Regions from separate parts of the Mus musculus genome. Here region 1 is linked to region 2. A link is a loop called in an ENCODE intact Hi-C map of the cell type or tissue named here. Cell type or tissue: left cerebral cortex. All regions are shown on one strand.

Region 1 (8,000 bases), 490 kb before region 2:
ACATTTTCACGTGTTTTTGGTGACTGTCTTAGTTGGGGTTTCTATTATTGTGAAGAGACACCATGACCATGGCAACTCTTTTTTTTGTTGTTTGTTTGTTTTTGTTTGTTGTTGTTGTTTTGAGACAGGGTTTCTCTGTATAGCTCTGGCTGTCCTGGAACTCACTTTGTAGACCAGGCTGGCCTCGAACTCAGAAATCCGCCTGCCTCTGCCTCCCAAGTGAGAGGGGATTAAAGGCATGCGCCACCACGCCTGGCTTCATGGCAACTACTGTAAAGGAAAACATTTAATTGGGACTGGCTTACAGGTTCAGAGGCTTAGTCCATTATGGTCATGGCGGGAATTATGGCAGTGTGCAGGCAGACGTGTGCTGGAGGAGGGGCTGAGAGTTCTACATCTTGATGCAAAGACAACAAAGGTAAAACTGAGGCACTAAGCAGGCTTGAGCTTCTGAGACCTCAAAGCCCACCCACTTCAATAAGGCCACACCCACTCCAGCAAGGCCACACCTCCCAATAGTGCCACTCCCTGTGAGCCAATGGGGGCCATTTTATTTTCAAACCACCATAGTGACCTAGATATCTCTTTTTGGTAATGTGTTCCAATGTTCTATCCATTTAAGAAAAGTTGGAATGTTTAATGAGTTTTTAAAAAAAAATTGGCCGGGCAGTTGTGGCGCACGCCTTTAATCCCAGCACTTGGGAGGCAGAGGCAGGCGGATTTCTGGCCAGCCTGGTCTACAGAGTGAGTTCCAGGACAGCCAGGGCTATACAGAGAAACTCTGTCTCGAAAAAAAACAAAACCAAAAACAACAAAAACAAATGGAGGTGGCGGTGCTGCCATGGGGATGGCTCAGCATGTAAAGCTTGTATTTGAGTCTAGTGACCTGAGTTCCATCCCTAAGATTCACATGGTAGAGAGAGAGAGCTGACCCCTGCAAGTTGTCTTTGACCTCTATATGTGTGCCATTGAGCGCGCGCGCGCGCACACACACACACACACACACACACACACACAGACACACACATTAATTAATTAATTAATTAATTAATTAATTAAACCAACCTACAAACCCTCAATGACATTTTTGGGGCCAACGAGATGGCTCACTGAGTAGAGGTGCTTGCAGGCAAGCCTGATGATGTCATTTTCATTTCTGGGATCCACATGGTGGATGGGGAGAACTGATTCTTGCAAGTTGACCTATGGCCTCTCACCATGCAGTATGTACCAAGTGTCTCCTCAACACAATCATCTTTGAAACACAATAAAAGATTTTCTCAAAAGCTCTTTGTGAGTCCTTTACTGGGCAGTTGATTCTCAGATGGCCTTTCCTAGGCTGTGGCCTGTCTTTTCTTTCCAGTGCGGAGATGGATCCCAAGGCGTCAAAGCATGCTGGACAATTGTTGTGGTACCAAGCATGGCCTCCAGCCCTGCTTTTGACATCACCTCTAAGAAATCCTTTCCTAATGAAGGTCACAAATATTCTCTTCTAGAAATTTTGTAGTTTAGGTTTTGGTTTTGTCCCCTCCCACACACACCCTTTTTGTTCTTTTCACTTTCTTTTTTTTATAGTTGTGGCCATCCTTGATGTTGTTTGTTTGTTAAGACAGAATTTCTTGGGGCTAAGAGCACTGGCTGCTCTTCCAGAGGTCCTGAGTTCAATTCCTAGCAACCACGTGGTGGCTCACAACCATCTGTAATGGGATCTGATGCCCTCTTCTGGTGTGTCTGAAGACAGCTACAGTGTTCTCATATAAATAAAATAAATAAATGAATAAATCTTTAAAAAAAACCAAAAACCAAAAATAGTATTTTGTGTCGTGGATGTTTGCATTAATTTTGGCTTGCTGAAGTGTTGCAGTGAAATCTTATGAGTTTTGATGACTGCGCTGTTTCAGCGTGTGCTTTAACTGTGGCCCTGAGTCTCCCTGCCTTGCACTACTGCAGCTTGGGCAGATTTCATTTAAGAGAAGAAAACCAACCAACCATCCACAACTGTGGCTGTATAGATGGCTCAAGGAGTAAGAGGACTTGCTGAGGGTGGACCAGGGTTTGAATCCCCAGCGTCTGGGTTTTAAAACAAATCTGGATGTGACCAATTGTGCTTGTGACGCCTATATGCTATGTAGGGGAGCAGAGACAGGTGGATTGCTGCAACTTGCAGTCCATCATCAGCCTAGCTCCAGTGAGATGGGATAAAGTGGAGGGTGATAGAGCAGGACACAGGGGTCCTCCTCTGATCTACACATGCACACTCACACACACACACTCTTACACTCACACACACACACTCACACATACACTCTCACACACATATACTCACACATACACTCTCATACACTCACACAGTCACACACACTCACACATACACACACAGACACACAGTCACACACACTCTCACACATATACCCTCACACACATATACTCACACATACACTCTCATACACTCACAGTCACACACTCACAATACACTCTCACACTCAGAAATACACATAAATACTCACACATACACTCTCACACATACACCCACACACACTCACACATACACTCTCACACACATATACTTACAGATACACTCTCATAAACATTCACACACACTCATACATTTACACACTCATACATTTATACACATACACACACACACTCACACCGACATACACACACACTCACACAGAAATGCACTCATAAATACACTCATACACACTCACACAAACACACTCTCACACACACTGACATTCACTCACCCACACACACTCTCACACACACATATACACACATACTCTCTCTCTCTCTCTCTCACACACACACACACACACACACACACACACACACACACTTTCTCTCATACATACACACACTCACACATACATACACTCATACACAAAATCCTGTTAATGTTCAGTTTAGTTTATTTATTTTTCAACAGTGTTCCCTTATTTAACTGGCTGGAAGTCATGCTATAAATCAGTTTGCCTTGAACTACTGCAACCCTCCTGCTTAAGTCTCCAAGTGCTGCGATTTCATGCCTGAGCCGAAACATGCAACTTTCATGTTTGTCTTTACTTTAGCTTTTCTTGGCTGTTGTTTCTACCTCTTTTGAAAGGACTAAAATGTTAATAATTTTAAAAAGATGTGGGCCCATGTGGTGGTGGTGGTGACACACAACTTTAGTCCCGGCACTTAGGAGGCAGAGTTAGGCATCTCTCTCTCTGTGAGTTCAAGGCCAGCCTGGTCTGCAAAGTGAGTTTCAGGACACCCAACCAAGGTTACACAGAGAAACCCTGTCTTGAAAAACAAAACAAACCAAGCAAAAAAAAAAAAAACCCAAACCCACAAAATTCTAAAAAGATGTTGTGATCATAACCACCAGGGGGCGCCAAAGAACATCTTTTAAAGTAGATCTCTGTAGATCTCTGTAGTTAAGCGTTCCTCCAGCAAAGACTCTTCCAGTTTGGATTCCTTCACTCTTCAGACGAAAACTCATCCATTTTGTGACTCTCTGGAGGCTTGGCTCAAAATACACAGATCAATGTAAGAATATGTTTTAGGACAGAAGGCTTATCTAGCTTGCATGATCTCTACCCTGGTTGAGCAAGCAAAACGGAAACAGAAACAAAAATATCAGCATAGAAAACAAAAACAAAACCACCCTACATCTGTGTTCTTTCCTGAAGTCCCCAAAGAGAGCCAAGCAAGGGACTGGTGGCAGAGTTCTGATTCCTAGAACCAGGGTTAAAAAACACTGTGTGCCCTTGGGAGATGGAGATACTGCTTGTGATGATAAAATAGACTCCAACATTTGTGCGTTTGCCTGGCTCATGTAATTCAAGTGTGCAAAGTATCTTGTAGATGATACTTTGAAATTTGTCCTGTCTTGGATCTTTATTTTGTCCCTGCAAACTGGGACACTTGGTCACCTTACTTGTTTGACCCTCTGCGTTTTCTTATCTGTGAGATGGAGGTAAGACTGAAAAATGGCGTTGGGGACACAGAGAGACTCATGGGTGCTGAGTAAGATATAGATCCCAGGCTAGGCATGGTAGCACATACCTTTAACTCTAGCATTCAGGAGGCAGAGGCAGGTGGGTCTCTATGAGTTCAAGTCAGCCTGGTCTATATAGTGAGCTCTAGGACAGCCAAGGCTACACAGAGAAACTCTGTTTTGAAAATGAAAGTAAAATAAAATAATAAAAAGTGTTTGAAACCTACGGTATTTCTTGATAACAACAGGAGTCTAGTTGTGTGTTTTTGTTTGTTTGCTGTTTTGTCATTGTTGTTTTGAAATTTCTGTGTAACCCTGGCTGTCCTGGAACTTACATTGTAGACCAGGCTGTTCTCGAACTCAGAGATCTGCCTCCTGAGTGCTCGGATTAAAGTGTGCACCACCATTCCTGACTCCAAAAACATTATAAATAGAGCCTTGTTGTGTTGTTATTGTTCATTTAGTTAAAGGATTTTTTTAAATTATGTGTAAATGTGTATGTGCACTTGGGTGCAACGCCTGTGGAGTCCAGAAGAGGGCGTCAGGAGGTTGTGGGCTGCCTGACAGTGTGGCTGAGGCCCTAACTCAGCTCTGCAAAAGCTGTGTGTTCTCCAGCCCCTGTTGTTTGTTTTGAGACAGGGTCTCATTATATAGTCCTGGCTGGCCTAAAATTCACCATGCAGACCAGGCTGCTCTCAAACTTGCAGCAATCCTCCAGCCTCAGCCTCCCGAGTGCTGGGATTAAAGGCCTGTGCCACCACGCCCAGCTGTTTTTGTTGTTTGAAACATGATCTCCTGTAGCCCAATCTAATAATTAGCTGAGGATAGCCTCAAGCTCCTGATCCTCTCGTGTCACCTCACACAGGCCACACAGCAGGCAAAAACTCTTTTTAATTGACACACTATAATTGTATATATTTATGGTTTACAGTGTGATATGCCATCTCAGATATACAATGTGCAATGCTTAAATCCAGCCAACTGGGTTATGTATTCATCTGTCTGTCTATCCATCCATCCATCCGTCGTCCATCCATCACTTTGCGTTAAGAACATTCAAAGCCCTTTCTATCCGTTACTCTGAATCATTCGATTCATTGTTGCCAGCTACAGTTTCCCTACTGTGCTATTATGGGAATACTAAAAAGTGATTGCCACTTCTCAAGGATGATTTCAGAGCAAGAGAAAGGGTTTGTAGATCATAGGGGGAAAATATGTCTTGGAATATAAATCAGTGGCAGAACTCCTACTTGCTTAGCAATGTCTGAATTTGATCCCCTACAAGTGAAAAAAAAAAAACAAAACCAAAACAATAAAAAGGCCATTAAGCTATAGCCTCGGCTCCCCAAATCCATTTCACAGTCTTTCCAATCCAGCCATCAGACTATTGCCTGGGTGTGGTGGCTGTGATAGCACCCACGATCCCAGGACTCAGGACACAGATGCAGGCTGAGTGCCGTGAGTTCAAGTCTGGCCTGGGCTTGCAGAATGATACCCTGTCTAAAAAAGCAGAAGCACAGTCAACAACAACACATTACACACACACACAAACACACACACACACACAAACACACACAGAGAGAGAGAGAGAGAGAGAGAGAGAGAGAGAGAGCGAGAGAGAGCAAAGCTTTACCAGGTAACTCTTATCTTAGTTTGGCTCCCACCCTCAGGAGCACACAACACTTCACTTTAGCACTCTTTACTTTTGACATCAGGACCTCAAACAAGCATTGGAGCTCTTATCTCTCCCAAAGCAAAGCAGATATCTCCCTCAGACCTGCCCTGTGTTTACAGAGCGCTCGGAGCTAAATGCCCCACCTCAGTGCTGTCTATCAAACAAACCTGCCAGTGGCTTTTCTGGACCTCACCAGATTCAAGCTCTCATCCGCATCACGTTCACAGCATGGCCGCTGCACGTTGTCTGTAGAGCCTGTTTGTAACGATGGCAAAATTTTTTTTTTAACGCAGGATCTCATGACGTAGCCCTGGTGGGCCTGGAACTCACTATGTAGACCAGGTTTACCTGCAACCTGGAGTGATAGATCCTCCTGCCTCTGCCTCCTGAGTGTTGGAATTAAAGGCATACATTATCTACCTTGCCCGGACTATTTTATCTTTAAATATTTCCTTTATCTCTCTCTTTGCAGCCAATAAATACTTGCCAAATTGTATGCAGGATTCTAATCTCTGGTTTTGCTAGTGTTTAGCTTTGTGATTTTGGGCAAGGAATGTATGCACCTTCACTCAGCCTCAGTTTCCTTATCTCGAGTATGGGGATCATAACTGCAGTAGACTATCACCAGGGTAAACCTCATCATGCCCTTAAGGACTTAGTTATCACCGAGCACTGCCGAGTGAGAGCTATATAGTGTCAGAGAAAACCAAGGTTAAAGAAATACCTGAGGGCTTCCTGGAGGCAGTGGGATGAGTGTTGGGATTTGAACCCAAGGGGAGGAGGGGACTTTGCAGGCATCAGGACCTACCTGAATGAGAGGGAAGCCACAGAAAGGCAAAGTGTGTGCGGAGGACAGCTAAGTCAAGACCTAGAGAATAGCCTTGGGGGAATTACCCAGGAAGAGAGACAGAGAAGAAAGGAGAAGTGGGTGTGTTTTCTAGGCATATGGAGCCCAGGTTGGATGTGTGGGATCCGTGTCCAACAGTCTGTCAAGATGTCCTGTCACTGGCTTTGTCTTTCAGAAGTCAGAAGTGGTGAGATGATCGTATGGAAAAAGCAGGTTGCTGCGCACCCTGCATCTCAGGAGGCAGAGGCTGGTGGATCTCTGTGAGGTTCAGGTCAGCCCGGTCTACAGAGGGAGTTCCAGGCCAGCCAGGGTTAGACAGTGTCTTAGAAAGACAGAAAAAAATGATACTTGTATGCTGGTTATTAACAGGCTAAATTTAAAGTCTTACATTTGTATTGAAGAATTCATCACAGGGACCATGATCGGAGGCCCAAAATTGGATGGCTTGTCTATGAGGCCACAGAGTACTGAGACAGCACCCCCCCCCACACACACACACCTTCAAAGAGTTGAGAAAAATGTAAGAGAAAACCAGGCATGGTGGTGTGTGCCTATAATTTCAGTACTCAAGATGGACCAGGAGGATTAGGAGTTCAAGGTCATCATTGGTTACACAGTGACATCGAGGTTAGCCTGGGCTACATGAGACCACATCTCAGTCTCCTCTCCCAAAAAGAAAGAGTGAATTTAGACTAGTTTGTAGAGAGAGAACTAGAAGGAGGTGGAGTGGAAAGAACTGCTTTTCAGGTTAGTTTGAGCCAAAGGATCAGTATAGTCACCCAGTTTGTTGACAGATATGTAAAGGTATAGCTTGCAATAACAGTTGAGACCAGTCATCTAGGAGGGCCATGTCCTCACTGTCTCCTGGCCACACCCCGTTATTTCACTCATTACATTTGTCAATGGTAGAAAGCCCAGCTCTGGAGGGGCAGCTGGCATCGTCTCACATCACCTCAGCCCAGCACATTCATTCCCCACGCAGCTGCCAGGGATGCTCCCCTGCTAAGGGGTTTCCCCTGCTGCCCCCAAATTCCCAACTCCTCCCAAATTCCTCAGTTAAAGAGAGCTGCCTCAGGGATCATCACTCCCTCAAGGCCCTCAGCCAGTGACTGAGACACTGAGACACAAAAAGTTTCCTGTGTTGCAGACCGTTGGAGCTCTCCCCCTGAGGATTGGGGCCAAGACAAGCTCAAGCTAGGGCTTGCTGGGTTCGTTCCCTTCCCCTGTGTTGTTCAACTTCCTCTTCAGCCTTTTTGTTCTCCCTCAATCAATTCTGATTACAAGCTCTCTCTTCCATGGCTCTCTCTCTCTGTGTCTCCTGTGTCTCTCTGTCTCTGTCTGTCTCTGTCTCTGTCTCTGTCTCTCTCTCTCTCTCGTGTGTGTGTGTGTGTGTGTGTGTGTGTGTGTGTGTGTTAACTTGGGGATGTGAGTATACAAGGCAAGTGCTCTACCAATGAGTTCTATCCCAGTCCCTCTGTCTGCTTTGATGTTGC
Region 2 (8,000 bases):
CCCCAAGCTCCTTTCACCATTCGAGACTGCACTAATAACGGAATCTATACGTGCAGGCTCCTTGATTTATCCCCTCCGAATTGCTGAGTGTGGGTTGGTTGTGCGTCATTGGACTGTCAGGGTGTCGCTCCCAAGTCACATCCTTAAGCTATTGGTGGATCAGCCAGAAAGCGGCCAACAACAAGGGCCCATGCCATTGGTTTGATTCCACTGTTTCCCCCACCCCCCTACCCCGGCCTCTTATTGGGCACTTCCGTGTTGTCCGTCAGATCCGGATTCTCCACACTACGTTTTGGCTGAGGAGCGGGGCATCTTTAGTCATTGAAAGTTGACAGTGATAACTACTATCATTTATTGTATTTTATTCCAAATACGGTCCCCAATTCTTTACAGAAACTATTCTGATTAAACAGTAATTTTACAGGAAGCAAAGCCAAAAGAGGTTAAGAGACTTATCCAAGGTCACCCATTTAGAAAGAAGTTTTGGGACATAAGGTGGTTTCTAGGCCTGTCTGACTCGTTTCTATACATGCCTTAGTATCTCTGAATAGTATCCGTCCGTCAACCCAGTATCTTAAAACTGTTTCCTTCAGAACCTAAATTACTCAGTTTCTGGCAATTAGAAACCTTGTCATTAACATTATTGGAGACTAACTTTAGAAAGATTGTCATCATATCCTCCTAGGCACCATTCTTCCCTGTTCTAAGTTAAACAGTATATTTTTCCTGACAAGAAGCACGTATAAAATCTATATTCTGTTTCTTTGTCTTTGTAAATGGTCATTTTTTTACCATACTTATGTGCCCAAGCAACACTCATACACACCTCTGACCATCTTTAGCTTGTTCCTTTGAAAGAATAAAGAATTCGAAATTAGGAGAAATTAAGTCTAGAGTGAGATAAAGAATCCATCCCTTTAGAAATAATTGATTGCATGCAAATGGAACAGTCCTCTGCCTCCAGGAAAGCTTCCAGAGCCGCTGATGTCGAGCAAGCCATGTGTGTTCTCCTGGCTTCTGGCCACAGGATTCTTTCTCTGTGACAGCTTTAATGGAAGCGACTCCACATTTCAGCCAGGGGAGGGCAGAATGCTTAAGACCCACTGCCAGAGTACCAGCCTCCAGCCTCTGGGACCGAAACGATCTCCAGGAACCTATGCTGGACTCTAACCCACATCTGGGCATGTTAGCGTATTACCATCCCAAATCCCTGTCCCTTGTAGGTGAGGGGGTTCATAGCCCTTGTTCCCCTTCCCTATCCAAGCTGTTGTGTAATCTCACTGGCACTGGCTTAACAATGAAACAGCCATTGTAACACAGCAGTAGGCTCAGCACTTACACCCTTCCAGCAGAGGAAGACAAGGTATTTCACAAACATCAACTAAGAGCAAATGGCAGGTATTCCTAGGATAATTCAAGGGCAGGAGAGAAATCATAAGTCAAAGTCTAATAAAGGACCTAAAGAGGTGAAATCTGATGACTCCAAGCACAGAGTTCACACTAGCGTTCAAAACAGAGATCAGAAACCAGAAAACACAGTGAGAAATGTCAAGGGTTCAGACCTTCCCAGCCTTCAGAGTTGATTGTTTTTATGTTACTTAAAAATATTTACTTCTATGTTTATTCACATGTATGTGCATTTGTATCTATGTTGAGTGTGTGTGTGTGTGTGTGTGTGTGTGTGTTGCCATGGAAGCCAGAAGATGACTCTGGGTGTCCTGGAACTGGAATAGAGTCCATTATGAACGGCCTCCAGCACTGATGTTGAGAATCAGACTCAGGTCCTCTGGAAACACAGCAAATGTTTTTTAACCGCTAAGCCACTGTCTCCATCACCTCAGTCTTAATCCTCAAGATAATGGTTGGTTTTCTATGAATTATTGGGCAAATCCCTGTTGTAAGTTCTTTGAAATAGTTTTCTTTCTTCATCTTGTGTCCCTTGATATCGATCTGTCTATAAAAGATTCCCCCCAATAACTTATTGTTCAGTAATTACATAGTGAGTTTATTAAGAACTTTCCTAAGGTCCAAGGGTGGCTCCACAGATTAAAAAAAGAAAATCTCCTTTGTGCCAGGGCCCTCACTGTTGTGGAGTAGGCAGCAGGTAAAGCAATCACAGTGAACTGCTGGAGACTGTGTCCTGGGAGAACGCCGAAGGACTGGGGACCCAGTCTGGGAAGGATGTGGTTCTTGACTTTCAAGTAGAAGTTACATCTATAAGAACTACGAGACATATGCGGTTAGCCAGGGAGAGATTGGTGACAGGTGGTGACCTGGTAAGGAGAGGAAGAGGATCAGGAAAACCATAGGAACATCGAGGAGTAGCCCCAACTCTGCTCTTCCTATAATCCATGTCTTTGCTGTTTCCATATAAGATTGCTTTTCTGACAACAATATTAATGTTGAAAAGCTCAGTATAAGGATATAGACTTGTGAGCTGGTTGAAGACGGCTCAGCGGGTAAGAGCACTGACTGCTCTTCTGAAGGTCCTGAGTTCAAATCCCAGCAATCACATCGTGGCTCACAACCATCTGTAATGGGATCTGACGCCCTCTTCTGGTGCATCTGAAGACAGCCTCAGTGTATTTATTTATTTATGGAGTGAGCAGGGACTGAGTGAATGGGGCCAACCGGAGCAAGCAGAGGTCCTAAAAATTCAATTCCCAACAACCACATAAAGGCTCACAACCATCTGTACAGCTACAGTGTACTCATATACATAAAATAAATCTTAAAAAAAAAAAAGGACATCAACCTGTAATCCTAGCATCCAGAAGGGGGTGGGTAGAGTTCAGAGCCAGCCTAGGATATATAGTAAGACTTGGGTCTAAGAAAAAAGAAATCTAAAAAGTAGTACTGAGTAAATGGAACATTTGTTCAAGTCAACACTACAGAATGTTTTAAAGTAGGAAATAAACATTTCCCACAATGCTATCCTATAGCCTCCCGCTCACAGAGGAGTGTGCCTTCCTGCAGACTTTCAGGAATAGAAAAACACAGGTTTCATCCTCCAGCAAACAGTGGAATGTGATGGATGCAGTCTTGTCTGGGAGCTGAGATCCCTCATTCCCGCAAACTACGGCCTTGGCCAGAATTTCTCCTCCTATCCTATACAGCTAGGAAGGAAGCCAACAAATCAATAACATATTTATGATGGGAGGCAAAGGTTTCAAATTCCTACTGGAGTCAACGTCAGGATTTATAGGCTTGCTAGGCCTGGTGGGACAGTAAAGCTAATGAATTGGTCCAAGGTGTTTTCTGAGCTCCCTCACTGTCATTGCCAGCGGCTTCCTAGCAAGCTTTGGTGATGGCAGAATCAACTGGAATCCAGAAAGGCAGTCCAGGCTAGCATATTCTCTTCATTTCCTCTCAGGATGCCACTTGGAGAAAATGCTCTTTAGTTTGCTCAAACCCACCCAGATTTGAAGGCAAAAAGAATCCTCAAGCCGCTGCACATTTGTACACTGGCCACGTGCACCGTGTTCTTGGAGCCCTGTACTATTCTGGGAGCTTTGTATATGGTGTTCTGTAAGTTGGCTTTCTGCTGGAGGAGAAGGCAGATTTAATGAGTGATAGCCGCCTTGGATGGCTACCAAAAGCTTCCCAGCCATTCCCCAGCAACAGACTTCCTTTATCTCCCTTGAGAGACTGTGCTTCGGTCTCTGCCCTTAGCCTGGACAAGAGCCAAACCAATAGGAAATTTTGCAAAGGATTCTGCAATGACCCATAGGCCTGGGGCAGTTCTAGCCAGCTGGATCGATTCCAGTTCTGACTTCTGCGGCACAAGCGAACACCCTCCATACTCTGGCCTTTCAATGCTCTGAGACTTTTGGCAAGATGTGTAAAAGAGTTTGTTAATTCTTAAAGCTCGTAGCAATGAGGTGATCCCCGTAAGGGATCCTAACCCAAAAGTCAAGGTGACAGCTGACAGCTGATGCTGGAGCATGGCTGTGTTGGTGACCAATAACCAGGAGCAATGGGGTAGGGGGGAACAAGCTGGAGGGTGTAGATGACAGAGGACATGCTCACAGGCTTTTATTACATGTGTGGTAGCATTTATTATGCAACAAAAGCCCTCGAGATAGACGCTGTGTCACTTCCAAATCACCTGTAGGTTTTTATGACTGCGTTTCCTGAAAAGCAACTCCGCTGAGCAGTGGACGTTTGACCCTTTTGGTGTGTTCGCCGCTTCTAAGACACAAAAGAGCAGTTCACACACACCCCTCCCCCACCCCACCCCCCCCATCCTGTCGTTGACACACGCTGTATGTTAGACACTGTACTGCGGGCTTTGCTTGGATTACAGCGGTCAATCTTTCCCACAATAGCAGTTCTCACTTTCCAGATAGAAAAATAGAGGTTAGCCAATTTGTTCCAGGTTACCACAGGGAGCAGCTGAAACTAGGCAGTCTGACTCAAAACGAGTGAGCTCTTGCTCATGAAGCTACGGTGACCAGAGAACTCGCGTGCCGCTGGAGAGATAAGTCCCTACTGGAACAGTTGACTGGACCCATCCACCCCCAACCCCCACCGCAGCCCTAACTCCCAGTCACCCTGTTGTTTCCCTACAAACTCAGGTGAAAAAGGCAGGCATCTTCCTGGCTAAGTTACGCCCCCTGGTGGCCTTTCCTTGCATTCCAACTGGGACCTGATTTTCTTCTTCAAAGATCCTTCCTTCCCTCCGGGCCCTCGTCCCAACTTCTTAGATAATAAATAGCCTGTGGCTCTCTCCACCTCGGTCACTGTACCCTCCTTCTCTAGCTCAGGATTTCATTAATTCGACTGAAGCCGGTTTCTCTAAGCTCTTCTCTAACCTGTTTTGTGGCCAAGATCCAAGAGACTTTCCCAGGCCCGTTTCCATGACTCCCCCACTACGTTTTACTCTGAGATTTCGCTCTTTCTTTGCTTCCCAAAATAGCCAGCCTCCCTCCTACCTCCACAACTGTTCATGAACTTCCCTTGCCATCTCTTTCTGTAGGCCCTTTCCAAGGACCTGCGTGTTCTTCAGGCTTTTCATGGGGAAGCGCTAGGTCCTTATCCTTCCTTCGCCTCTAAGGCCACTAGCCTCTTTGTGCAGGAATACATGTATTAAGTCCGATCTGTTACTCTTGACCCTAAGACAATGATACGACCTAACGTTTTTTAATTTTTAAATACAGGGTCTCAGCTGGGCAGTGGTGGCGCATGCCTTTAATCCCAGTACTTGGGAGGCAGGGACAGGCAGATTTCTGAGTTCGAGGCCAGCCTGGTCTACAGAGTGAGTTCCAGGACAGCCAGGGCTATACGGAGAAACCCTGTCTCAAGAAAACAAAAAACAAAAAACATGGTCTCATGTATCCCAAGATGCCCTTGATTCCTTTTGTAGCTACTAAGAATGACCTTGAACAACTTCTTCTTCTTCTTCTTCTTCTTCTTCTTCTTCTTCTTCTTCTTCTTCTTCTTCTTCTTCTTCTTTTTCAGTTTTTCGAGACAGGGTTTCTCTGTATAGCCCTGGCTGTCCTGGACTTCTGATCTTCTTGTCTACTGCCTGAGTACTGAGATTATGTGCGCGAGCCATCATGTCCAGTTTATGAAGTGCTAGGGGGGTCAAACCCAAGGCTCCATGCATGGCAGGCAAGCACTCCACCAAGCTTCATCTCTAGCTCAAATATAACATTTTAAAGCAAAGATTTCTGCCAGTCATGGTTGCCTACATAATTTATAAGGCTGGTATGGACGGAAAACTCAAGGATTCTTATTTTAAAATTATTAAGATTTCCAAGATGGGGTACTAGCAGAATATTAAATATGGACACAGCTTGAGTTTTTACATTTTTATTTAGAACTTTTTTTGTCTTAGTTACATATATGTATATGCAGGTGCATGTGCCTGCAGTGGCCGGACGAAGGGCTCCGAGCCCCTGGAGCTGTAGTTACGGTGGCTGGGAGTTGCCTGATGTGGGGGCTGGAAATCAACCTTGACTCTTCTGGAAGAGCAGCCACTGCCCCAGCCCTGAGATTTCACAGTTTTAAATGACTAAAAGAATCATAATACTAACACGTCTTGGGCATTCTCGACAAGTACGTGAGGACATCTCCAGTACCCATGAGTTTTATAGAAACTCAACTGTGAACACTTATTTATGTATGGTGTGTGGCTGCTTCAGTGTCACTCTGAGGTCAGGACAGGCACCACATGTCTCAAAAGCCTAAAACTTCTTTTTTTTTTTTTTAAATGTGGAACACATTTTCACTATGCAGACTGGCAACAATCCTCTCTGCTTCGGCCTCTCAAGTAATGGGATTAGAAGTGTGCACAGTCAGGTTTGGTCAAAGGTCAGAGTGCTTACTCCTCTGACCCTTTGCACACAGAGATGGATGCTGCAAGCTGGGAGCTGGCCACAAGGTGTCAGCCGTTCTCCACCAATGCCTCTATCCACGCAGGCTCCTCAGGACTCCTGGGGAAGGCTGGAGGCTCCTCCCAGTATAGTAGCTGTGAGGGTAATCAGGCAGCCACTGGCAGAGAAGATCGGTGAACACACCTGAGGGAGCTTGAAGTTTATTGGAGGAGTAGGGGTGGGGGGTAGAGTGGCATGGCGAGGGAGGGGGGGATGGGGGGGGAGAATGCCGAGCTGGTGTGTCACCGAGTTGGCTGGCTTCTCCACAGTATAGAAGCCTAGCTTTTGTTTAAGCTGTATTTTGTACTTATAGAATTCTCTCCAGACAAGAAGTTTTTTTTTTTTTTTTAAAGATTTATTTTTTATTTATTATATGTAAGTACACTATAGCTGTCTTCAGACACTCCAGAAGAGGGCGTCAGATCTTGTTACAGATGGTTGTGAGCCACCATGTGGTTGCTGGGATTTGAACTCTGGACCTTCGGAAGAGCAGTCGGGTGCTCTTACCCACTGAGCCATCTCACCAGCCCCCGACAAGAAGTTAAAATTATCCATCTCACCCAAAACTATCACTCTAGAAAAGTGAGATTTTTTTTCAGGAGACCAACTACGCTGGCTGCCTTCTGAGGTGGGGGCATGATACACATGGAGAGCACAGGTCCCTGTCCAACTGAGTGACTTCAGCAGGCTTTCTCTTCCCTACTTTCAGAATCTGGGCCTTGAAACTCGCTCCAGGTGAACGAGTACTGAGTCCAGTGTGCAGCCAAGAACCATCAATTTGACTAACTGCCAGGGTAGGCAGGTGCACAGGAGAGTCTATCAGAAAATACTTGTGGCAGCTCCAAGCCTGTAGCTTCTTATGCTACATGCTTTGCCCCAGGTGGGTGTTCTCCATGTGACATATAAGGAAACCCACATTCTACAGGCCAGCTGGGCCCTTAGCAGACAGTGCCTGGGCCAACCTATTCTACTTCATGTCCCACAAAAGACACCACAAACAGCACAAATCCACTTGGCTTTCATTTCTTTTTCTTTTTTGTTGTTGTTTTCGAGACAGTCTTTTTCTGTAGCTCTGGCAGTCCCGGAACTCACTCTGTGGACCAGGCTGACCTCGAACTCACAGAGGTCTGCCTCCCTTTGCCTCCCAAGTGCTGGGATTAAAGGCGTTCATCACCATCACCTGGCTTGAGCCACTCTGCTTTCAAACATTGCCTTCTTCTGTCTCCCTGGGTCCCCACGCCTGGCACCCAGGAACCATCTACTTACTAAACAATTCACTGCAGACAAGCAGTGAGCTGCCTTTCCTTATCAACTCTCCTAAGCTCCAGGCCATATCCAAGGGAGTCAAAGCTGCTGATGGGGAAATTTAAACCATAAAGCAAGATTCTTGGCATACAATGGATTTTCCCCTTTTAGAGCCACGGGCACCGTGGGCATGCCTTCTGTTCTTGTCTTTTGTGCTTCTCCTCCTGCAGGCTCCCACATGTTTGCTGGCTTCCATGGCAGGTCCTAGCTTATCTCCGATGACATAGGCTCCTGTTCCCAGAGCTGCTTTTGGGTATCTTTAGACACTGCTGTAGTTTCTAACCACTTTCCTGGATAAAAATTTCTGTCCGAATGGCC

The links. Hi-C counts contacts between places; a loop is a spot of excess contacts. Peaks named below come from ENCODE experiments on the same cell type or tissue, not always from the same donor. Only the 100,000 strongest peaks of a DNase experiment are listed, where the experiment ranks them.
Region 1: a loop joins it to region 2, with 3 times the contacts of the local background. A loop is called at or near these places in 11 of 42 quality-filtered maps.

Annotation. Positions count from the first base shown.
Region 1 is chr15:81,195,166-81,203,165 of GRCm38, reverse strand. No RefSeq gene overlaps it. Among named protein-coding and RNA genes, the nearest start is that of 4930483J18Rik, 8.3 kb to the right of the region's middle. In left cerebral cortex, CTCF peaks have their summits at 1,754 (motif pointing left), 3,374 (motif pointing right) and 4,535 (motif pointing right); a DNase peak (open chromatin) is centred at 3,400.
Region 2 is chr15:80,702,909-80,710,908 of GRCm38, reverse strand. No RefSeq gene overlaps it. Among named protein-coding and RNA genes, the nearest start is that of Tnrc6b, 4.4 kb to the left of the region's middle. In left cerebral cortex, CTCF peaks have their summits at 1,066 (motif pointing right), 4,417, 4,624 (motif pointing left) and 6,381 (motif pointing right); DNase peaks (open chromatin) are centred at 4,855, 6,421, 7,187, 7,813 and 5 more places; H3K4me3 peaks cover 1,355 bases; H3K27ac peaks cover 2,879 bases.